2 separate regions of the Homo sapiens genome follow, and region 1 is linked to region 2. Evidence: read pairs that join two places in POLR2A ChIA-PET (ENCODE). Cell type or tissue: IMR-90. All regions are shown on one strand. Each heading gives the region's core, and the rest is flanking DNA. Links, peaks and the distances in the headings are about the cores only.

Evidence for each region. Peaks named below come from ENCODE experiments on the same cell type or tissue, not always from the same donor. Only the 100,000 strongest peaks of a DNase experiment are listed, where the experiment ranks them.
Region 1: POLR2A ChIA-PET joins it to region 2 with 7 read pairs; 2 of 35 experiments call an interaction of 5 or more read pairs at or near these places.

The regions. Positions count from the first base shown.
Region 1 is chr12:131,869,718-131,875,698 of GRCh38, reverse strand. No RefSeq gene overlaps it. Among named protein-coding and RNA genes, the nearest start is that of ULK1, 22 kb to the left of the region's middle. In IMR-90, for the core only: no CTCF peak of the experiment used is centred there; DNase peaks (open chromatin) are centred at 3,348 and 5,448.
Region 2 is chr12:130,800,216-130,806,196 of GRCh38, reverse strand. STX2 (syntaxin 2) reads left to right here. Exons shown (of 11, transcript NM_194356.4): 7 at 4,709-4,782; 8 at 4,907-5,044. Among named protein-coding and RNA genes, the nearest start is that of STX2, 36 kb to the left of the region's middle. RefSeq lists an enhancer at 1-303. In IMR-90, for the core only: no CTCF peak of the experiment used is centred there; no DNase peak of the experiment used is centred there.

The DNA.
Region 1 (5,981 bases), core at 582-5,581, 1.1 Mb before region 2:
TCTTGGCATAACAGGCTTCCACCAAATATGGATTCCCAGGTACAGTGAAATAGCCAGGCCATTAGATACACTAAATAAGAAAACTCAGAAAGCCAATACCCATTTAGTAAGATGGACGCCTGAAGCAGAAGCAGCTTTCTGGGCCCTAAAGAAGGCCCTAACCCAAGCCCCAGTGTTAAGCTTGCCAATAAGCTTATATGTTTCTTTATATGTCACAGAAAAAACAGGAATAGCTCTAGGAGTCCTTACACAGATCCGAGGGACCAGCTTGCAACCCGTGGCATACCTGAGTAAGGAAATTGATGTAGTGGCAAAGGGTTGGCCTCATTGTTTACGGGTAGTGGCAGCAGTAGCAATCTTAGTATCTGAAGCAGTTAAAATAATACAGGGAAGAGATCTTACTGTGTGGACATCTCATGATGTGAATGGCATACTCACTGCTAAAGGAGACTTATGGCTGTCAGACAACCGTTTACTTAAATATCAGGCTCTATTACTTGAAGGGCCAGTGTATGACTGTGCACTTGTGCAACTCTTAACCCAGCCACATTTCTTCCAGACAATGAAGAAAAGATAGAACATAACTGTCAACAAGTAATTGCTCAAACTTGTGCCGCTCGAGGGGACCTTCTAGAGGTTCCCTTGACTGATCCCGACCTCAACTTGTATACAGATGGAAGTTCCTTTGTAGAAAAAGGACTTCAAAAAGCGGGGTATGCAGTGGTCAGTGATAATGGAATACTTAAAAGTAATCCCCTCACTCCAGGAACTAGCGCTCAGCTGGCAGAACTAATAGCCCTCACTCGGGCTCTAGAATTAGGAGAAGGAAAAAGGGTAAATATATATACAGACTCTAAGTATGCTTACCCAGTCCTCCATGCCCACACAGCAATATGGAGAGAAAGGGAATTCCTAACTTCCGAGGGAACACCTATCAAACATCAGGAAGCCATTAGGAGATTATTATTGGCTGTACAGAAACCTAAAGAGGTAGCAGTCTTACACTGCTGGGGTCATCGGAAAGGAAAGGGAAATAGAAGGGAACCACCACGCAGATATTGAAGCCAAAAGAGCCGCAAGGCGGGACCTTCCATTAGAAATGCTTGTAGAAGGACCCCTAGTATGGGGTAATCCCCTCCGGGAAACCAAGCCCTAGTACTCAGCAGGAGAAATACAATGGAGAACCTCAGGAGGACATAATTTCCTCCCCTCAGGATGGCTAGCCACCAAAGAAGGGAAAATACTTTTGCCTGCAGCTAACCAATGGAAATTACTTAAAACCCTTCACCCCACCTTCCACTTAGGCATTGATAGCACCCATCAGATGGCCAAATCATTATTTACTGGACCAGGCCTTTTCAAAACTATCAAGCAGATAGTCAGGGCCTGTGAATTGTGCCAATGAAGTAATCCCCTACATTACAGGCCATACATTTTAATCCCTGTATCTTTAACCTCCTTGTTAAGTTTGTCTCTTCCAGAACTGAAGCTGTAAAACTACAAATCGTTCTTCAAATAGAGCCTCAGATGCAGTCCATGACTAAGATCCACCACAGACCCCTGGATCGGCCTGCTAGCCCATGCTCCAATGTTGATGACATTGAAGACACCCCTCCTGAGGAAATCTCAACTGCACAACCCCTACTATGCCCCAGTTCAGCAGGAAGCAGTTACAGTGGTCGTCGGCCAACCTCCCCAACAGCACTTGGGTTTTCCTGTTGAGAGGGGGGACTGAGAGATAGGACTAGCTGGATTTCCTAGGCCGACTAAGAACCCCTAAGCTTAGCTGGGAAGGTGACCGCATCCACCTTTAAACACGGGGCTTGCAACTTAGCTCACACCCACCCCGTCAGGTAGTAAAGAGAGCTCACTAAAATGCTAATTAGGCTAAAATAGGAAGTAAAGAAATAGCCAATCATCTATCACCTGAGAGCACAGGGGGAGGGACAATGATCGGGATACAAACCCAGGCATTCGAGCCGGCAACGGCAACGGCAACTCCCTTTGGGTCCCCTCCCATTTTATGGGAGCTCTGTTTTCACTCTATGAAATCTTCCAACTGCACACTCTTCTGCTCTGTGTTTGTTACAGCTCGAGCTGAGCTTTTGCTTGCCATCCACCACTGCTGCTTGCTGCCATCGCAGGCCCGCCGCTGACTTCCACCCCTCTGGATCCGGCAGGGTGTCGGCTGTGCTCCTGATCCGGCGAGGCGCCCATTGCCGCCCCCGATCGGGCTAAAGGCTCGGCATCATTCCCGCACGGCTAAGTGCCCGGTTCTTCCTAATCGAGCTGAACACTAGTCACTGGGTTCCACGGTTCTCTTCCGTGACCCACGGCTTCTAAGAGAGCTGTAACACTCACCCCATGGCCCAAGATTCCATTCCTTGGAATCCGTGAGGCCAAGAACCCCAGGTCAGAGAACAAGAGGCTTGCCGTCATCTTGGAAACAGCCCACCACCATCTTGGGAGCTCTAAGCACAAGGACCCCAACCCCACCCCCCCGTAGCAATATGACGTATGACACCACTTATATGAGATGCCCAGAACAGGCAAATCCACAGAGATAGGAAGTGAGGCCGGGTGCAGTGGCGCATGCCTGTGATCCCTGCACTTTGGGAGGCCAAGGCAGGAGGATCGCTTGAGCTCAGGAGTTTGAGCCTGCAGTGAGCCATGCCTGCACCACTGTGCTCCAGCTTGGGAAAAAAAGTGAGGCCCTGTCTAAAAAAGTAATAATGAAAATTAAAATAAAGTGGTTGTCAGGGCCTGGGGGGCAGCGCTTAAGGAGTGACTGCGAATGGGTGTGCAATATCCTTTTGGGTGATGAAACGTTTCGGAGCTGGCGTAAGGAGGTGGTTGCACAGCACTGTGCACTGCGGCTGTGTTGTGCACTTCATAATGTTTGATTTTGTGTCATGTGAGTCTCACTGAAATAAAAAAGGACGTGAGGAGGGGGAAGAAGGGAAAGGGGAGGACAAGAGCACAAAGGGTGCATAGGAAGCTTTTGCTAAAGTCACTTTTCCTGAACACCATTGCCCGGTAGTGTGGGAGTCCCGCCAGCCTCTCCACCAGGCCCGGGTGAGGGTGGGACGGAGGAGGCTGGGAGCTGTGGCCAGTGTGGCCTGAAGACAGTGGGAGACAGGAACTGCTAGGGCCAGGGACCCAAGCTTTATCCAGCATCTTCCCAGCCCAGAGAGCTCCAGCCCTTGAACTTCAGCAGCTCCCAATGAGGCCCGAGCTGGCCAGGAGCCTGCAGCCGGCCAGACTGGTTCCTGCAGAGGCCCTTAGAGTGCCCCAGGGACTTTGCAGCTTGCCTGTGACTCAGCCTGACACAAGCGGTAGCCGGCCCCATGATGGGACAGACAGGTCACCAGCCTCACAGCACGTCTGGAAGGCAGGCAGAGCCGCCACAGGCAGGAGAATCCTTGCAGGGCTGAGTCAGGGCCGGGGCAGGCTCCTGCTCCCCACGCCTCTGCTCTCCAACGTGGAATCCTCCAACATCCTCAATGCCCTGGTTCCACCAAGTAGGCGGGCAAACCTGCCCTCCCCGAATCTGCCCATCTCTGTAAATGGTGCAGTTCTACCCAAGGCCCAACACCCAGGTGAGTCTCCTGAGCTCACGCCCTCCCTCCTCCCCAACATCCAGCCCAAATGTCCATCTCCTTCACCTCCCTTCCCTAGTCCTGCCCTCCTGTCTCCATCCCCCGATCACTGCGTCTGAGCCCCTGTCATCTCTGACCTGCACCAACCCCAGACCCCTAATGGGGGCAGCCCCTTCTTTCCTCCCCATCCCCTGCACCTGGCAGCCGCGGGGCCTTTGCACTGACAGGCTCTTTGCCACTGGAGAACACGCCCTCTCAAGGCTCTCCCTGATGCCCCCTAGTCAAGTGCTGACACCAGGGGTCCATGGACCAAGGTTGGCTGCAAGGTTGGCCACTGGGTGCCTGTGAACGTGCCTGGGGGGTCACCTCTTCCTTTTTGCTAACCTCCAGCAGAAATGTAGTATTTCCTTCACTGATCCTCCCCAGGCATCATCCAAAAAAGGATACCTTGGTAGCACAACCACTGGGTTTTTTTGGTTTTTTTTTTTGAGACGGAGTCTCACTCTGTTGCCCAGGCTGGAGTGCAGTGGTGCAATCTCTGCTCACTGCAAGCTCCGCCTCCTGCGTTCACGCCCTTCTCCTGCCTCGGCCTCCCTAGTAGCTGGGACTACAGGCGCCCGCCACCACGCCCGGCTAATTTTTTTGTATTTTTAGTAGACACGGGGTTTCACCGTGTTAGGATGGTCTCGATCTCCTGACCTCGTGATCCACCCACCTCGGCCTCCCAAAGTGCTGGGATTACAGGCGTGAGCCAGCACACCCGGCCACACTGTTGGATTTAAAAACCATGGCCGGGCCCAGCGGCTCACATCTGTAACTCCAGCACTTGGGAGGTCGAGACAGGAGGATTGTTTGAGCCCGGGAGTTCAAAATCATCCTGGACAACATAGGGAAACCCCATCTCTACAAATAATTAAAAAATTAGCCTGCTGTGGTGGTGCTTCTGTGGTCCCAGCTACTTGGGAGGCCGAGGCAGGAGGATCGCCTGAGCCTGGGAGGTCGAGGCTGCAGTGAGCTGTGATCACACCACCGCATTCCAGTCTGGGTGACAGAGTAAGACCCTGTCAAAAAAAAAAAATCAATTTATGATGTTCATAGCAGTACTATTCATAATAGTAAAAAACTAGAAAAGAGGCGGGCATAGTGATGGGCACCTGTAATCCCAGTGCTTTGAGAGGCTGAGGCAGGAGGATTGTTTGAGCCCAGGAGTTTGAGACCAGCCTGGGCAATGTAGTAAGAACCTGTCTCTGCACAAAACAGAGAACTAGCCTGGAATGGTGGGGTGCACCTGTAGTCCTAGCTACTCAGGAGGCTGAGATGGGAGGATCACTTGAGCCTGGGAGGTGGAGGCTGCAGTGAGCTGTGATCCTGCTGCTGCACTCCAGCCTGGGCAACAGACTGAGACCCTGTCTAAAAAAAAAAAAAAGGTGGAAAGATCCCAATCCTCAGTTATATTTTTCTGCAGTGGAGTATTATGCAGCAGCAAGAAAAATGCATGGGCCAGATGGAGTGGCTCATGGCTGGGCATGGTGGCTCACGCCTGTAATACCAGCACTTTGGGAGGCCAGGAGGGTGGATCATTTGAGGTCAGGAGTATGAGACCAGCTTGACCAACATGGTGAAACCCTGTCTCTACTAAAAATACAAAAATTAGCCGGGCACGGTGGTGTGTGCCTGTAATCCCAGCTACTCAGGAGGCTGAGGCAGGAGAATTGCTTGAACCCGGGAGGCAGAAGTTGTAGTGAGCTGACATCACGCCACTGCACTCCAGCCTGGTGACAGAGCGAGACTCCGTCTCTAAATAAATAAATAAATAAATGCATGAATAACAGCTTCCTGCAATCACAGGATGCTTCTGAGGTGACATCATGCTGAGTGGGAAAAAGTGAACCCAGGAGATGGCAGTGGGTGTGACATCCTTTTTACAAAGTTAAAAACAATTAAAAACTAAACACGACACCGTGATGCACCTGTGATGGATACGTGTGGCATGCCCCTAGGGCTAAACCTTCAACACAGGAAGGCAAGGGACGGCAGCACAAATCAAGGACAGTGGCCGCCTGGGGAGGGAGCGAGGGTTTAGAAGGCGCAGAGGCAGATGGCAGCCATGGTTAACATCGAGTGGGCTGCTGAACCCACGGATTTTCATTATGCTACAAATCAAACAAGTCCAGGCAGTGGGGCGCGGTGGCTCACGCCTGGAATCCCAGCACTTTGGGAGGCTGAGGCGGGCGGATCACTTGAGGTCAGGAGTTTGAGACCAGCCTGGTCAACATGGTGAAATACTGACTCTACCAAAAATACAAAAATTAGCCGGGTGTGGTAGCCTGTAATCCCAGCTACTTGGGAGTCTGAGGCAGGAGAATCACTTGAACCCGGGAG
Region 2 (5,981 bases), core at 358-5,357:
CTCAGAGAATGTTGTCATATGCCCGCCAGGCCGCTTGACCTTGTCCCACAGCTCAGCGAGGCTCCTCATGTTTTAGATACTCTTTTCCAGTGTGTTTGGTTTTGGTCAGTTTCTCTTGCTTGTCTGATCTGCCTTTAACCTCCTCTGGTGTATGTTTCATCGGAGACACTGGTTTCTGTTGCTAGTTCTGCTGGGTGTTTTACATGTCTGCTGTGTTGCTCCCCACTGTACAACTGGGACGCACTTGTAGTAACTTGAACCGTCTTTGTCTGCCAACTCCAGTGTCCTGTCTGCTCTGGTTGGTTGATTTCCTTCCTTTCTGTGGCTTGTGTTTTCCTGCTTCTTTGCGAGCCTGGTAAGTTTCGAGTGTGTGCCAGACATTGTGAACGTTACTTTGTTGGGTGCTGAGTATTTCTGTATTTTGAGTATTTTTGTAAATCTCCTTGGGCTTTGTTTTAGAATGTAGTTAAATCACATGAGCATGGTTTAGCCTTTGGGATCTTGCATTTAGAGGGAGCAGAGCAGCTTTATTTGAGGGCCTGTCATTCCTCACTCCTGAGGTAAGACCCTTCTGAGCACCTGCTCTGATGGCCGTGAACCTCATGGCACCCTCGTCTGCCTGGCAGCGTGTTCCCTCTGGCATGCTGGTCAGCACTCCAGTGAGCATGCGGGGTCTGTGCAGCTCGCTCTCTGCATCTCTCTCATCTCTCATACTCCATCTTGCAAATCCAGTTGCCTTGGTCTCCCCTGAGCTCTGTGCCTTTGCCTTAGGACTTCCCCTGGGCTCCACCTGGGCCCTTTCTGCTCTGTGGCTGACACGAGAGTTCCGTCTGAGGGCAGCAGCAGGCTCACCTGGCTTGTTTCCATCTGTTGGGAATCAGTGTGTGGCCTGATGCTCAGTGTCTTGGAAATCGTTTTGTAGATTTTGGTGGGTTTGTGGTTATTTCAAGTGGCAGGGAAAATACGGTCCCTGTTGCTCCATCCTGGCAGAAATGCTCAATCATGATGTCGACTAGACTGCTTTTCTATGAAAAAGTTTTTACAAACCACTTTGACTTCAGGGATCTGTTAGTACTTTTTAAAGTGAAAGTCATCATTACAGGCAGCCGGTTGCACTGTGAGGATTTATGCTCTGGGACTCTGTGGTGAGCGCTTTTCTAGCACAGAGTTCCCCAGCCTGGGCTTGAAGGCCCCGCACCATCTCTCCTGCAGGTCCATCCTGTCTTCACTCCCCATGTGAATCCGGTGGCGTGATCAGATCGCCTAAGTCTCTTCTCTCTTTCCCACATTATTCTATCTCAGCCCACAGAATTCATTTCCAGTTTCTTCTCTTGCAATCATACTCTATCGAATGCAGTACTGTTTGTGAAAGTGTCTTATAAGCAATGAAGTATCATATACGTGTTGGGAGTTTTTTTTAGTAATTCCTTTAAGTCTGTTAAATTCTAAACCCTCCATGTGGCTATTCCGAAGTGAGCAGGTCTATGCAAACTCACCCCCAAAGGCTGAGCGAGCTGAGACGCCAAAGAAAGAGGCTAACAAATCCAGTTTCTCGAAGGAAACATTGGCTAGGGACGTACGAACAGAAGCCCCCGAGAGACAGAGACGGTGGACCCCACAGCCGCCTGCCCTCAGAAAGTGTTCTTTATACAGCAGGCTTTCAGGGTAGAACGTGTGCAGCCGGCCCTGTCTTCTGACTTGCTTGACAACACTTGGGACCACTGGTCAGGCTGGATGAGCATCTTGATGAGAGGTTGCCTGTGCCGGAGGCATCGTCTTCAGACCTCATTGCAGAACAGCTTGGCATGCACGAGTCGAGCATCGGTCATCACGGTGGTTTTGCTTCAGGATGGCGTCACTCTGGCCACACAGCGGGCTGTCTTCATACAGTGGTCTTCTCCAAATCCTTGCACCTAAAACCATTTTGTCCCCTTTCTTTCTTCCTTCCGTCAGCCCTGTCATCAGGCAGGTTTCTTACCTTGTATCACAGGATATCTTTTCCTGTGCTGTATGCTTTGTTTCTTCAAATGGCAAGTGAGTTTCTTCTTGGACCAGGGCATGTTACATAGGTCCACAGTGCTTTCTCTGGAATGGTTGGGGCTGTATGTGTTTCAGAGTTCAGAATTTTTCAGATTTTAGGAAGATAGTACAATGTATAAGAGGTGTATTATGTAATCCCCAGGTGGGGTCTAGGACTGCACCCTGTAATCAGGCACATTCACACAGCTCTCCAGTGAAATGTGAGTATTCACAGTAAGGGGGAGGAGTTAAGATTATAAATAGCCATGACTCAGTTTAGGTCAGATTTTGCCGCTCATTGAATTTTGACATCGAGCTTAAGGAAAACCCAGTTTTCATAATGTTGTGGATTTCAGCATTCTGGATAAGGAATTACGAATGTATACTGCATTTCACATTCTGTAACCCCAGGCTGTTTCTTAGACTTAGCAGTTAGCCGGTGGGAAGACCTTTGTGAACGTGAGACATGAACTGTAACTTTTAGTTTGTTTTTTTTTTTTTTTTTTTTTTTGAGAGAGAGCCTCACGCTGTCACCCAGGCTGGAGTGCAGTGTTGTGATAACCACTTATTGTGGCCTTGAACTCCTGGATCCAAGGGATCCTCCCACCTCAGCCTCTCGAGTAGCTGGGACCACAGAAGCACACCACCATACCTGGCTAATTTTATTTTTTGTAGAGACGAGGTTTTCACTATGTTGCCCAAGCTGAAATTTCTAGTTTTGATGATTATATTTTACATTATTTAGAACAAGTTTCATGTTTTTAAAAAAGCAAAGCAAAACTCAGAGAATCTCCTTATTGAGCTATTTTGAATAGATTTTTAAGTTTTATTTTATTTTTTGTAGAGATAGGGTCTTGCTGTGTTGCCCAGGCTAGTCTCAAACTCCTAGCCTCAAGCAATCCTTCCACCTTGGTCTCCCAAAGCACTGGGATTATACATGTAAACCACCATGTGTGCTCTCAAATAGATTTTTAAATGATTGAGAATTACCTCCCAAAAAATAGTGTAAGTAAACAAATTTTGCAATTTACTAACTTTAAAACTTTTTTCATTAAATGACATCTCAACAACTTTATTGAGAAGTAAATCTCTTAATATGTGAATGATATTTGGAGCATACAATTAATTCAGTGGTTTTTGGTGTATTTCCACACACAATCAATTTAAAACACTTTTATCAACCCAAAAAGAAACTTCACACCCACCACCAGTCATTCCCCATTTCCTCTCCTAGCCCAAGACAACTGCATTCTACTTTTTACTCCTGTACATTTTCCCATTTTGGATGTTTCATATAAATGGAATTATACACTATGTGTTCTGTGACTGACTTCTTTCCTGTAACACAGTTTTTCCAAGGTTTCACCATGGGGTGGGCAGGGTGTGGTGGCTCACATGTATACTAATCCCAGCGTGTTGGTTGGGAAGCCAAGGTGGAAGGATCGCTTGAGGCCAGGAGTTCAAGACCAGCTTGACAACATAGCAAAACCCCATCTCTGTAAAAAAAAATAAAAATAAACCAGGCATGGGTGTGTGCCTATAATCACAGTCACTTGGGAGGCTGGAGCAGGAGGATTGCTTGAGCCTAGGAGGTCAAAGCGGCAGTGAGCTGAGATTGCACCACTACACTCCAGTCTGGGTGACAGAGTGAGACCGTATCTTTGTTAAAAAAATAAAAAGGGCTGGGTACGGTGGCTCACACCTGCAATCCGAGCACTTTGGGAGGCTGAGGTGGGCAGATCACTTGAGGTCAGGAGTTCGAGACCAGCCTGGCCAAAATGGTGAAACCCCACCTCTACTAAAAATACAAAAATTAGCCGGGCGTGGTGACGCACGCGTGTAGTCCCCACCACTCAGGGGTCAGAGGCATGAGAATTGCTTGAACCCGGGAGGAAGAGGTTGCAGTGAGCTGCGACGGTGCCCCTGCACTCCAGGCTGGGCGACAGAGTGAGACCCTGTCTCAAAAAACAAAGCGACAAAAACCAAAAGCGTCCTTTGTTTTTGTGGCTGAGTCGTATGTCAGTGTGCAGCTAGACCGCAGTTAGCTCCTTCAGGCATCGGGGGACGGACGTTTGCGTTGTTTCCACTTTTTGGCAATTATGAATAATGCTGCTTATTAGATGACATTTGAATTATGACATTTATTCATTTACTTTTGTCTTCTGTGGCACAAACTATGAAAAATAGTAATTAACAATTAGGTTTCCAAAACCTGTGTACATGTTTCTTCGAAGTCATTACACATTTAACTCAAAAGGAAAGCATTAACTTCCAAACATGGAAAGTGTTCAGGCATCTGACTCTCATTACGTGGACTTTATTGATCCTCATTTAATACATGCTACATTCAGCTCAACCCCCTTTTACATGAGGCGGAGTTAAACTCTTAGGGAAACCAGTGTGCCGAGACATTGTTTACCGATTTCCTTTCTGCAGTTGTTTCTCACTAATATTAAAATGAAATTTTATTGTTTATAACATTTACAAAGTTTCTCGGAGTATTTTTATTTCTTCTTGCTCCTCAATCTTAGGTTCACTTCTCATTGTCAATATCTGCTTAAGAAAAGGTTAAAAAAATTACTGAAAAATGCTAACAACTATGATTGTAGTTGCTAACTTATGGTTGCAAATGGCTTTGTTTTTAAATTGTGCTGCATTCTGAGTGGGGCTGTGGTTGCGGGTCTTTCAGCTGGGAGAACCACCACAGACGACGAGCTAGAAGAGATGCTGGAGAGCGGGAAGCCATCCATCTTCACTTCCGACGTGAGTGGGGGTGCGGCCCTGTGGCTCCATGTCCTCTTCTGTAGACAGAGCTTTTTAAAAACCCTTTAACTTCCAAACCCATCATAAGTTTATTAATATTATCTTTTATTTTTGTTTTTCCAAGATTATATCAGATTCACAAATTACTAGACAAGCTCTCAATGAAATCGAGTCACGTCACAAGGACATCATGAAGCTGGAGACCAGCATCCGAGAGTTGCATGAGATGTTCATGGACATGGCTATGTTTGTGGAGACTCAGGTAGTTACAGACTCTTGCATTCTCCAAGAGAGATATCAGTCATGTGTAAAATCTTACTGCATCCCACTCTGTCTAGTGGATGTATCTAGGAAAGCTGTTATTTTGGATCCACCAAATTCAGGTTAATTGCAGTGTTATATGTGATGCTGAAATGCTGGAAGCAGCTTTAACAGTTGAACTGTTAACAGGAAGGGACTGGTTCAGTTGATTAAATTATGGAGTGTTCATAGGTCAGCCTTTTAGGCAACCATAGGCAACCTAAACTTTGTTCATGGAGAATTCTTACTGAAATATGCAGATGTTTGTGCTAGAATTAAGAGAAAAGGGAGATACAAAGATCTTCTGTGTATGCCCGTACATATGTATGAGTACATAAACACAAACACATGGCACGAGCTTGGCTCCATAAAACAGTATCCACAGAAGGAAAGGCGTATATCAAACAGTGTAATGGCAGTGAGACTATGGGAATTTTAATCTTCTCTAAAAGTATTTATTTTCAGATTTTCTATAAGAAGCATATATTACAGTAATAACTAGGAGAAATGTCTGAAAGAATCAACCCCAAGTGGGGATACAATCTATGACACAGATGCAAGCTTGTGCCTGTTACACGGGGTTTCCCATCTGCCCAGTAACACAGATAGGGAGTGAAAGCAGGTGTGGAAAGGCCCTTCTGAGTGAACCGAAGAGTTAATGCAATTCTTAATAAATAGAAAACTCCTCTGGGAGGCTGAGGTGGGAGGATTGTTTATGCCCATGAGTTCAAGGCTGTGGTGAGCTATGATCATGCCACTACACTCCAGCCTGGGTGACAGAGTGAGACCCTGTCTCCAAAAAAAAAAAAAAAAAATACACACATATATATGTATGTATGTATATATTGAACTCTCCATGTAAAGTACGGGATGGATCACAGATCACATGCTCTGTGATG